2 separate regions of the Homo sapiens genome follow, and region 2 is linked to region 1. Evidence: chromatin contacts called from ENCODE Hi-C or POLR2A ChIA-PET data. All regions are on one chromosome and are shown on one strand. Each heading gives the region's core, a stretch centred on a gene start or an enhancer-like site at or near the end of the contact. The rest is flanking DNA. Distances are from core to core; before and after follow the strand shown. Region 1 overlaps LOC105370174 (a long non-coding RNA gene). Region 2 overlaps VWA8 (von Willebrand factor A domain containing 8).

What was found. Hi-C counts contacts between places; a loop is a spot of excess contacts on that map. ChIA-PET counts read pairs that join two places held with the same protein, here RNA polymerase II (POLR2A). Pooled maps may share reads with other maps.
Region 2: a loop to region 1 is called in a map of endothelial cell of umbilical vein, with 2.3 times the contacts of the local background. The contact joins two enhancer-like sites. A Hi-C loop is called at or near these places in 7 of 168 maps with a recorded cell type or tissue (HepG2, IMR-90, ascending aorta and 3 more) and 9 of 50 pooled maps. POLR2A ChIA-PET finds 5 or more read pairs at or near these places in 10 of 52 experiments (AG04449, AG04450, CD8-positive, alpha-beta T cell and 7 more).

The regions. Positions count from the first base shown.
Region 1 is chr13:41,561,350-41,566,509 of GRCh38, forward strand. It overlaps LOC105370174 (a long non-coding RNA gene), which reads left to right. Exons shown (of 3, transcript XR_941901.2): 3 at 1,998-2,742. Among named protein-coding and RNA genes, the nearest start is that of MIR5006, 4.5 kb to the right of the region's middle. Within about 2 kb of position 1,307, at least 7 of the 41 ENCODE cell types and tissues checked have a DNase peak (open chromatin) inside an H3K27ac peak, as active enhancers do; they include endothelial cell of umbilical vein, where a contact is called at or near this core.
Region 2 is chr13:41,646,847-41,651,531 of GRCh38, forward strand. The region is part of intron 37 of VWA8 (von Willebrand factor A domain containing 8); the gene reads right to left. Among named protein-coding and RNA genes, the nearest start is that of MIR5006, 81 kb to the left of the region's middle. RefSeq lists an enhancer at 1,628-1,772 and a cis regulatory region at 1,694-1,705. Within about 2 kb of position 1,690, at least 4 of the 41 ENCODE cell types and tissues checked have a DNase peak (open chromatin) inside an H3K27ac peak, as active enhancers do; they include endothelial cell of umbilical vein, where a contact is called at or near this core.

The DNA of each region.
Region 1 (5,160 bases), core at 57-2,556:
ATTTCGATTTTGAGTTTGACAGGCACACACTGATCTCATTTAAGTCCTTACCCAGCTGGAGCTCAGGAATTCCAGTGCGCTTTCCACAAGAACTTCCTCATGTCTTGTCGTGCCGAACAGTGGGGCATGACCCAGGCCCTGTTTCTGCAAGGAAAGAGAAGTGGCTCCCAAGAACTGTAGTGGCCTCTTGGTATAAATTGTTTTCCTAAAGGCCCACAGTACAGGGCAAGAGTTTTCTTGGCAACCCAAATTAGAAATAAAAAAAAAAAAAAGCTGATTTGTTCACATCATCAAATAATGGCCCAGAGGCTGTGGAGTAGATGTCCAATTTCAAAGGCCTTGCCCTTCCTCTGGGCCAGAGGCCTTTCATCACAGCTAGGAAATTACCTCCCTAACATGCATGCTGCGCCTGCCTCCATAACCCAGAGGTCAGAAAGGCAGAGCACTTCTATAAGATGGAGGCAAAAATACAAATGGAAAACTGGGTGTCTCTGCAAAAACAAGACTAAGGAGAACCAAGGCACTGCCATCCAAACCCAACACCGCCTTCAGTGAGTGCTCTCAGGAGGCCTGACAGCAGAATATATGCCCAAGGCAAGAATGTCACCCAAGGTTCCCATATCTCCTGCCCTCACGTTGTGTCCCAGGTCTGGGTTCTCTGCTTGAGTAATGCTCCAAGCTGCAAATGCCCCCAGCCAATTCTATCTCCTCAACCCATCACAGGCCCTCTGTCTAAGGACCTTCCTACCAGTGGGGGTTAGGAGGAAAGCATGGGAATGAAAGAATTTGGACCAAGGGGTGCATGATGGTAGCCCGTCAGGGCAACTTGTAGTTGAAAAGAGAAGCCCCTTTTGCAGGGAAACACCACTGTACAGATAGACTTCAGATGCTGCGGGGCACGGCGCCAGGCCAGCTGTGTGGAGCTGCATTCCAGCCAAGTGACTGAATATCTGCTTTCATGCGGTTTTGTGGAGCTGCTACAATCTTCCACCTCTGCAGAGTATACCCGTTTCTTCCAGTCACCACGAAAGGTCATGCAAAAAGAGATTCTTCAGTTCTGGCACTACATATTTAATATCAAATCTTTGTACTTGAGCCTGCAATGGATGGACATGCATATTCTATCAGCCTTGAAAATAGCTGTTCCAACACTGGAGCCCTGAAGGAAACTTTTCAGTTAAATATTCTCTCTTTGCCAACTGCCAAATAGACAATTTTATTATTCAACCCATGGATCCATTAACTCAACCCTGGCCTTCCCCAGTAGCCCCTGTCATCTGCTCTTCTTTTGTGTGTAACACCCTTGATCTGAGCATCCGCTTGTTGCAGAGGCCCTTGGATTCCCCAGCAGCCTCAGGCTCTGTAGGAGCCACCCCTAGGAGGCAAGTCAATCAGGCTGCTTCCCCAGCTTTGCTATTTGATTTCTGTTGGGGCTGCAAGTGTTCCTTTCTAGGCCATTTTTAGGCCTGAATTTCATATGGGCCATAAAATCTTTTGTAAAAGGAAATGGATCAGCTAGCTTTGTCGAGACTCACTCTATTTCTGGAGTCCTGATGATGAAAGACTTAATTAGTGCTGGAGTAAACAAACGGTCAGTCTCGTTAAATTAGCAGCAGTATTTATTAATATAAACACATTGCACTTGAAAAATCCAACTTTAATGTCCCCTCTGAGTAAATATACTTATTTTTCTTCAAGTTTCAATCAGTAAGGCTTCATGTACAGCCATGATGTCATGAGACCAATTACACAGAGTACTCTTGACAGGCTCATGATTTTCTTGCCGTATTCTGGCCTGCGTAAGGAGCAAACTTGCTTTAGGATGTTCAGAGAGACACTGTTCTCTTCCATTTCCAGGTCAAACCCCAGCTACCATGACTTAATGCTTCAGAGCTGCATTTCATATTAATACATTCTTATATTCTGAAACTCCTCTGTGGTCACACTCACCATCTTTGGAGTCTGAATTTATTCACACACTCTGGTTGTTCCTTCAGGGAAGGAGCTAGCAGCCCCAAAGTACTTCCACTGAAGCCTTTGGAAAAGAGGGAAGACTCCAAGTCTCTGGCACCTGCAGAAGAGGGGAATCTTGAGAAGTAGCTGACGCTCCGAGTTTACATGTCCCCTTGGTGAGATTTCTTACAGCAGAACATGACGTTCTTCCCACCCCCAGGATGCAAACCACTTTAAAAGAATGTTATACTTTGCTCTGCGTGGCCAAATACCACAAACACCACTTGATTTTAAAATTATGTAGTCTTGGTATTCCAAAGCCAACGTGCACCACCATGCAAGAACAGATGCGGTCTCTGAAGGCAAAAGCCCCAGGCAGTGCTTAAGTCTCAAAAAAGAGTTGTCATGTCATCCTCAACTTGAGATGTTTGCTTGGCAAGCATTTTTTACTCTCTGGAGGAAATTTTGTTTACAGGATTTAACAGTTACACACACAAACACACACACACACACACACACACACACACACAATTACTCATTGTTCAGCTGCAGAACAAAGGTCAGCTCTTGGCACGCAGTAGTTTTCCAATTCCTGATCCTTTTTGATTTTCAATGTGCCCATCAGCAGACATGTAATTTTATCTTAAGACAGCCAAGTGCAAAGCATGAGACAATAGGCAGAAATCTTGTAAATAACTATCAAACAGAAATAATCCTTTCAGCTGACGAGGGAAAGCCTCCTTTGTTCCATTTTAATGATGTTTATATAAATTTTAGTATGCATATTCAGTCAGTAACATTATTTTAAGGCAGTTGATATAGGTGCCAAAATCCTCTGTGTACTGAGGAGATAGGTTATCTTTTGCATGTGTGGGGTTTTGGAGACAAAAGTTGCACTGAAGTGTGTGGCTCTTGTAAATTATCTCAATTTCCTGTTTGAGATAATGGAGCAGTGGATTTTCACATCCAATCCCTTTAAATCGTAGGTTTAATTCAGTTGAGACCCAGAAGTGATTAGCCCAAGTTTACACAGGCACTTAATAGCTGAGCAGGGTCACAGACAAATTCTACCTAAAGTTTGCAATTACTCCCCATGATAAGCTGGAGAATTGGAATTCCTTTCCATTACCTGTAGTACTTTTGCCATAGTAAGTCTTAGAACAAGAGTAAAGAAAAGGCAATAGGTTTTCATGGCTGGGTGCAGGGGCTCATACTTGTAATCCCAGCACTTTGGGAGGTCAAGGTAGGAGGATTGCTTGAGGCTAGGAGTTTGAGACCAGCCTCAGCAACATGGTGAAACCCCGTCCCTACCAAAAAAAAAAAAAAAAAAAATTAGCTGGGCATGGTGGCATGAACCAGTAGTTCCACCTACTCAGGAGGTTAAGGCAGGAAGATCTCTTGACCCCACGAGGTTGAGGCTTCAGTGAGCTATGATTGTGCCACTGCATTCCAGCCTGAGTGACAGAGCAAGGCCCTATCTCAAAAAAAAAAAAAAAAAAAGAAAAAGGAAAAAGAACCTTATGATATAATCCTGACCAGAAATTGGACTTAAGTATTTTTCAAAGCCATTTATGTTACTGGTTGGAAAAAAATGATAAAAGTGGACATTTTGTTTCTTAATAAGATTAAAAAGCTATGTACGATGTATTAAATATAAGTCGACATTTGATTATTCCTTAGATGCAATTCCAGAAACAAGTTGTCCAGGCAGGAGAGGCTGGCTTAGAATTTGTGGAGTATCTTACAATTGTGGTCATTGGAAACAAATCGAAATGCAGCAAATAAGCCACTATTCCTGTTGTTCCCCTTGTCTGTTTCTCCCAGCTTTATTCACTTAGAAACTTAATTTTGCCTGATCTGACAGGCACAAGAAGGAGCCAGGTGGAGGGAGGCTGGAAGCCTCCAAGGTTGGTCTTTCAGGAACAATGACAATGCTGTCTACTGAAAACCACTTCCAAACGGCTTTCAAAGCCCAGGAGTTTGTTTAGAGAAAATCTTGCTGGCATTGATGGATTTCTTCTCCTCTGACAGTTCACAGGAAAGAGTGTAGTATAAAGAATTAAGTGATTCATTCCAAACATCTGATGGGTTCCCTTCAAGTACTCCCCCTCTGATCCACTTCTTATGGCTGTGCTGAGCCTCCCCATCTGTGATGAGGTCATTTTGTCGGGCACACAGAGGATTCTAGGGGGAATATGCATCATATACTGCAGCTATTCACGGCATTCATTCCTCCTGGCTGCTCATGGGTAACAATGAACCTTCTCAGCATTACATGTGCTTACTAAGGAGACAGGGGTTAGATGCCTTTCAGTGGAACCCCCCGAGGCACACAATGCATTTATTATAATGTCTTGGCCCTAAGAAGGGCCTGGGAACAGCTTGGAGTGGTCTATAATTAAGTACATTTAATAATAAATGCACATACTTCTTAGGTATTGCAAGAAGTGAAAATAAGCTCTTCGTCTTCTCAGTCTCAATTCCCTTTCCCCATCATCCTTCCCCTTCACAAATCAGAAAAGCCAGGAGTACTGTGCTTTTTTAAAAATAGCAATTGCAGAGGATGTCTGGCTGGTCGAGAAAGGTAAATTAAATTACTTGAGAACATTCTTTCCATGTCAAAAAAAATGGCTTCTGCCTCCTCAGGTAGTTACGCATGGGGAGGATTTGCTAAAGGTTGGCTGTTCCTTTAATCTCCCTTGGATTCCACTTCCAAAGGCTTTCAGGGGCAGTGACCCGCTAGCTAAGGGGCATCCCTTGGGGTTAAGCTGCCACTTGGAAGGGCACTTCCTCAGATTGCTGCTGTGCCTAGCAAGGAAGCAGCAGTTAGAAGTGTTCCCCCGACAGTGTCCCATGTCCTCGGTCCCCACACCTCTGAGTGCTCGAATATGGGCAGATAGATAGACTTTCTGAGGAAAGGGAGAGGAAGAGAGCCCTGTGAATGTGGACAGGGTACAAGAAGAGAAGTCACACTGGAAGGAAGAGAAAAAGGCAGCAGGAGTGTGACATGTACATTTGTGAGATGCAGCAAGGGGCGTGGGACTGCGAGGGACGCAAAGGCATTAAGGGGCCTGGAGGCTGGAGGCCCAGCTTTGCCCCTGCCTGGCTGTGAGTGTGGCCTATTTTCTTGAACTTCTCTAAGCCTCAGTTTCTTTACTTGTAAAATGAGGATGTTAATGGTACCATGAATAGTTAGTGAAAGGTCTA
Region 2 (4,685 bases), core at 440-2,939, 86 kb after region 1:
CAGACAATCCTGAACATGATCTGCAGACTCAATGCTTGCCCTAGTGGCTCACGTCTGAAAATGTCACTTACTGGCCACAGGACATTGGGTGTACTATGTAATCTGTTTGAAAATCTGTTTCTTCATCTATAAAATGGGACTATCATCATTCTATCACATAGGAAGCTACAAAGAGAAAATGGAGAGATACATGTAGAATACTTAACAGTGATGGGCAGGCTTCAGTACCTTACCTTTTCCTCACATATTACACACACAGCTTTACTAACAGTAGCAGTAAAGTACATCTCTGTTTATCATTTACACAGAAAAAAAGAGCTCCAATGGAAATGCCCCAGAACATGAAGATCACTGACTTTGATGGCCTGCCTGTGGTAAAACTTAGGATATAAATGAGGATCAGAAGCTTTTGGGAGACATTTTCTGGATGTGTCAGGTTTAGCGTGACTAAAGAAGGGTTTGAATATAATCCCTAAACTACAAGTAATCTTCCACTTATGCATATTAGGTAAGGATAAATGAACAGTTACATTAACACACAGAGCATATCTACAAACAAATAAGATTTTCTTAAATACATTAGAATGTGTTCATTTAAAAGACTTATTTGAAAAAAATAAAAAGAATTTTAAAAGGTTGTTATTTGACATTGTCACTCTGAATGCATATATATTTATTTCATTCATTTGACAAATGCTTACTGAGTGTCCAGTAAGTTCAGGGCACTGTGCTAGCATTGGGCATATGCTGATACACAAAACAGCAATGGTTTTTTCCCTTCAAAATCAGCTTTGAAACCATGAGTAGAATCAGTCACATTATTTACTGATAAATATACATCGCTAAAAGAATTCAAGTCTGGGCCAGGTGCAGTGGCTCATGCCTGTAATCCTAGCACTTTGGGAGGCCGAGGTGGGTGGATCACTTGAGGTCAGGAGTTTGAGACCAGATTGGCCAATATGGTGAAACCCTTTCTCTACTAAAAATACAAAAATTAGCTGGTATCATGACGCATGCCTGTAATCCCAGCTACTCAGGAGGCTGAAGCAGGAGAATCGCCTAAACCCGGGAGGCAGAGGTTGCAGTGAGCCAAGATCGCACCACTGCACTCTAGCCTGGGCGAAGGAGCGAGACTTTGTCTCAGGAAAAAAAAAAAGAATTCAAGTCTGACTGACTAAAGCCTAAGCTCATCATAAAACCCACCACCTAGGAGAAAATATTAAATGATGCATGTCTTGGAGAATCAACGTAGTTAGCAGAGGAGAGCTTTCCTAACACAATAGAAAAATGCCTTTGGACGGTGTCGGTAGTCCCCTCAGTAAAGTGTCTCACACTTCCTGAATCTGATCACTGGTAATAATGATGATAAAAAAAGATTTCCTTTTTTTAGCATTGGAAAAAACCCTACCCAAATAATTTTTGGAAGCTTGAGATTACATTATTTATCTGGTTCAGGTTTTAAAAATATTTCTGATTTTTTTCTGCCAAAATCCAAGCCCTCTTTCCTCATACAGAACAACTTAGATTTCTGAAATAGTTCTTCCCTTGACATTACTTGGGAGGTGGGCATTATTTCCCCAGAAAAGTAAACAAGGGAATAAAAACAAGGTGACTCAAAGGATGAGGAAGTATGTTTTTGTAGAGAACAAAAGATCCTTTCACAGTATGTCAAAGACTTAACTGTGAACTTTCCCGAATGTAAACACTGTTCAAATGGCAAAAGGAATTTCATCTATGTCTATAAAAGGTCCTGAACAATAGCTCTTGCTTGAAGCTACTTTTGACGGGGCCGTAAAATAATCTTTTCTTCAAATACTTTACATACAGACCTACAAAAACTTTTTCATCTTCTCAGGAGACATACAATTATAATTACCTTCATAATAGCAACAATAACACATAGAAGCACGGTACTGCTAAAGGCAATTAATGTCATAAATTATAAGCAGCATCATTTATGCTTAGAGTCTTCAGGAATAAAGAAATGCTTTAAGAGATAGTTTAAAATATTAGGCTAATGGTTTCCATTTAGCCTAAGAATTTAAAACTTATAGGGGCTGAGTACGGTGGCTCATGCCTGTAATCCCAGCATTTTGGGAGGCCAAGGCGGGTGGATCACATGAGGCCAGGAGTTCGATACCAGCTTGGCCAACATGGTGAAACCTCGTCTCTACTAAAAATCCAAAAAGTAGCTGGGCGTGGTGGGGGGGTGCCTGTAATCCCAGCTACTTGGGAGGCTGAGGCACGAGAATCACTTGAACCCGGGAGGCGGAGTTGCAGTGAGCTGAGATTGCGCCACTGCAGTCCAGCCTGGGTGATGGGGGACACTCTGTCTCAACAACAATAACAACAACAAAAACATAGGGCAGTAGATTTCTTTAAACAGATTTCATTATGATTACAAAAAAGGAATATTAATATTTTAAACCAAAAGGAATTATGAGATATCAGTTAGCTAAAATAAATATTTAACTTTTCCTACTTTAAAGTTTTACTCTTTACAAACCTCCTAGTTTTAATAATTGTAAAATGAACACTAGTAATTATTTAATGACAAGAATATGTCCTATAGTAAAATGCAAAGGAATAAATAGGTTTATTTGCTGTATTAGATGAATAATATATGAATTATAGTCAGGCAGATAATAATATTATCTGTATTTCTGGTGAGGTAGTTTTACTTCGTGTTTCTTTGTGAATCATTTTGATTAGAGTAGATTTTTCCATTAGTATTTTGAGTATTGATCATTTTTGTTTAGTACTGTTAGTATTCATCACAAGTTGATTGTTTTTTCATTTCCAAAGGTTTATTGCTGGGGGGTGAGGGGAGAATGTTATTTTTTTCTACTGAAATGCACCTCTAACTTTATAATATCTGGTAATGGTGAAACAGAATTCACTTCTAGTAACAAGACCTAAGCCACAGAATTTCAGAGTTGGAAGAAAATATGCTGGATACTTTAGGCCCACATTCAGCCTCACTCTGAGAAGGGCAGCATTCCACCACCAGGGGTAGCTTGCACAAGTTAGGTACAAATTTAAGTGATCACTGCAACACGTGTTGTGCCTTTACAAAGCTGGCTGGGACGGGAAATAATCTAATTCCTTGGATTGTTCATTGTAATTTACGTTAAGTTATGAACCTAGTATTAGCCCCTCCCCTTCAAAGGGTCATTATACATACTCAACAAGTTTTCTAAATTTTAAAGTTAATTCGGTAGCTCTTTATAAATTTTAAAATTAGTTCACCATATAATCTTTAATCTATAATAGATAATAGGAGAAATCTATAATCTTTCTATTATTGTACAGATTTATTATCATAAATAATAATATTGTATACTTATATACTACTTTACAGTTCACAAAATGCTTGAACATGTTATCTCATTTGGGTTTTACAACAATCCTGTGAGGTAGCTGCTATAGTCAGTTCTATTTTACAGATGGGGAAATGGAGCTTCAGAGAGGTTAAATGATAGCCTAAGATCACTGGATAGAACTTGGAATCAAACTTGGTTTTGGCTACCTGGCTCAGAGGTGTTTATTCCATAGCCACAAACTAACAAGCGTAGAAACATGAACCAGGGTGGGATTGATCCCTATTTGATTCTTTGCCAACCTAGGCAATAGTCACTAGTGAAGAGTGAGCTCATTTACAGATACAAAAGGCTCAGCCTGGAAAACTCCAAAGGATTCTCCAGTTTTATCATCCCTCTGAGGGACCTCGTAAAAGCTTTAAATAGCCAAATTAATTGTACATCCATTTACTGATTTACTGATTCATCAAGAATTTATTGAAATCTGACCAGGTGTCAGGCTCCTAGGTGGGTGCTGGGGGTGCCAGCCTAAGTGGGACATACACTCTGCTCTGGGGGAACTTGCCCTTCTGACACATGTCAAAGTCAGAGATCACAGCATGATCAAGGCATAGGGATGCCGAGGAGGGAGGGATGTGTTTTGCTGAGGGTAGACAGGCTGCATCCAAGGAGGGCTTAGGGAGACATTGGCATGCAGCCTTAAAGGAAGAGACACAGGAGTGTGTATGGGCATTCCAGGCAGGGGCCAATGTGAGTGAAGGTGTGGGGTCTGATAAGGCATATTTAAGGGGTGTGTGGACACTGCTTTAGCTTCATTCTTCTCATTCTTACAACCAGAGGATTTTGCTTTGTCACTCATAAAATGCGTAATAAATATAAACAGAAACCAAAACAACATGGTACTGGTACAAAAACAGATACATAGACCAATGGAACATGTGAGAGAAGCCAGAAACAAAGCCACACACCTACAGCCATCTGATCTTTGACAAAGCCAACAAAAAAAAAAGCAATGGGGAAAGGATTGAGGATTGCTTTGACTATTGAGGCTCTCTTTTGGTTCCATACAAATTGTAAAATAGCTTTTCCTAATTTTGTGAAAAATGACATTGGTAGTTTGACAGGAATAGCATTGTATCTGTAAATTGCTTTGGACAGTATCTCCTTTATTTTCCCCCTTTCCTTCCCTCTGATTTCAGGAGATTCCATTTAAAAAAATTATCTTAGAGTGAGAATATAATAGTGTAGAAAGCAGAGGTAGACTGCCCATCTTTTTGGCTTTTGTATTCCAAACCAGGAGTTGGCAAACTTTTCTATAAAAAGCCACGTAGTAAATATTTTAGGCTTTACAGGCCATATGGTCTT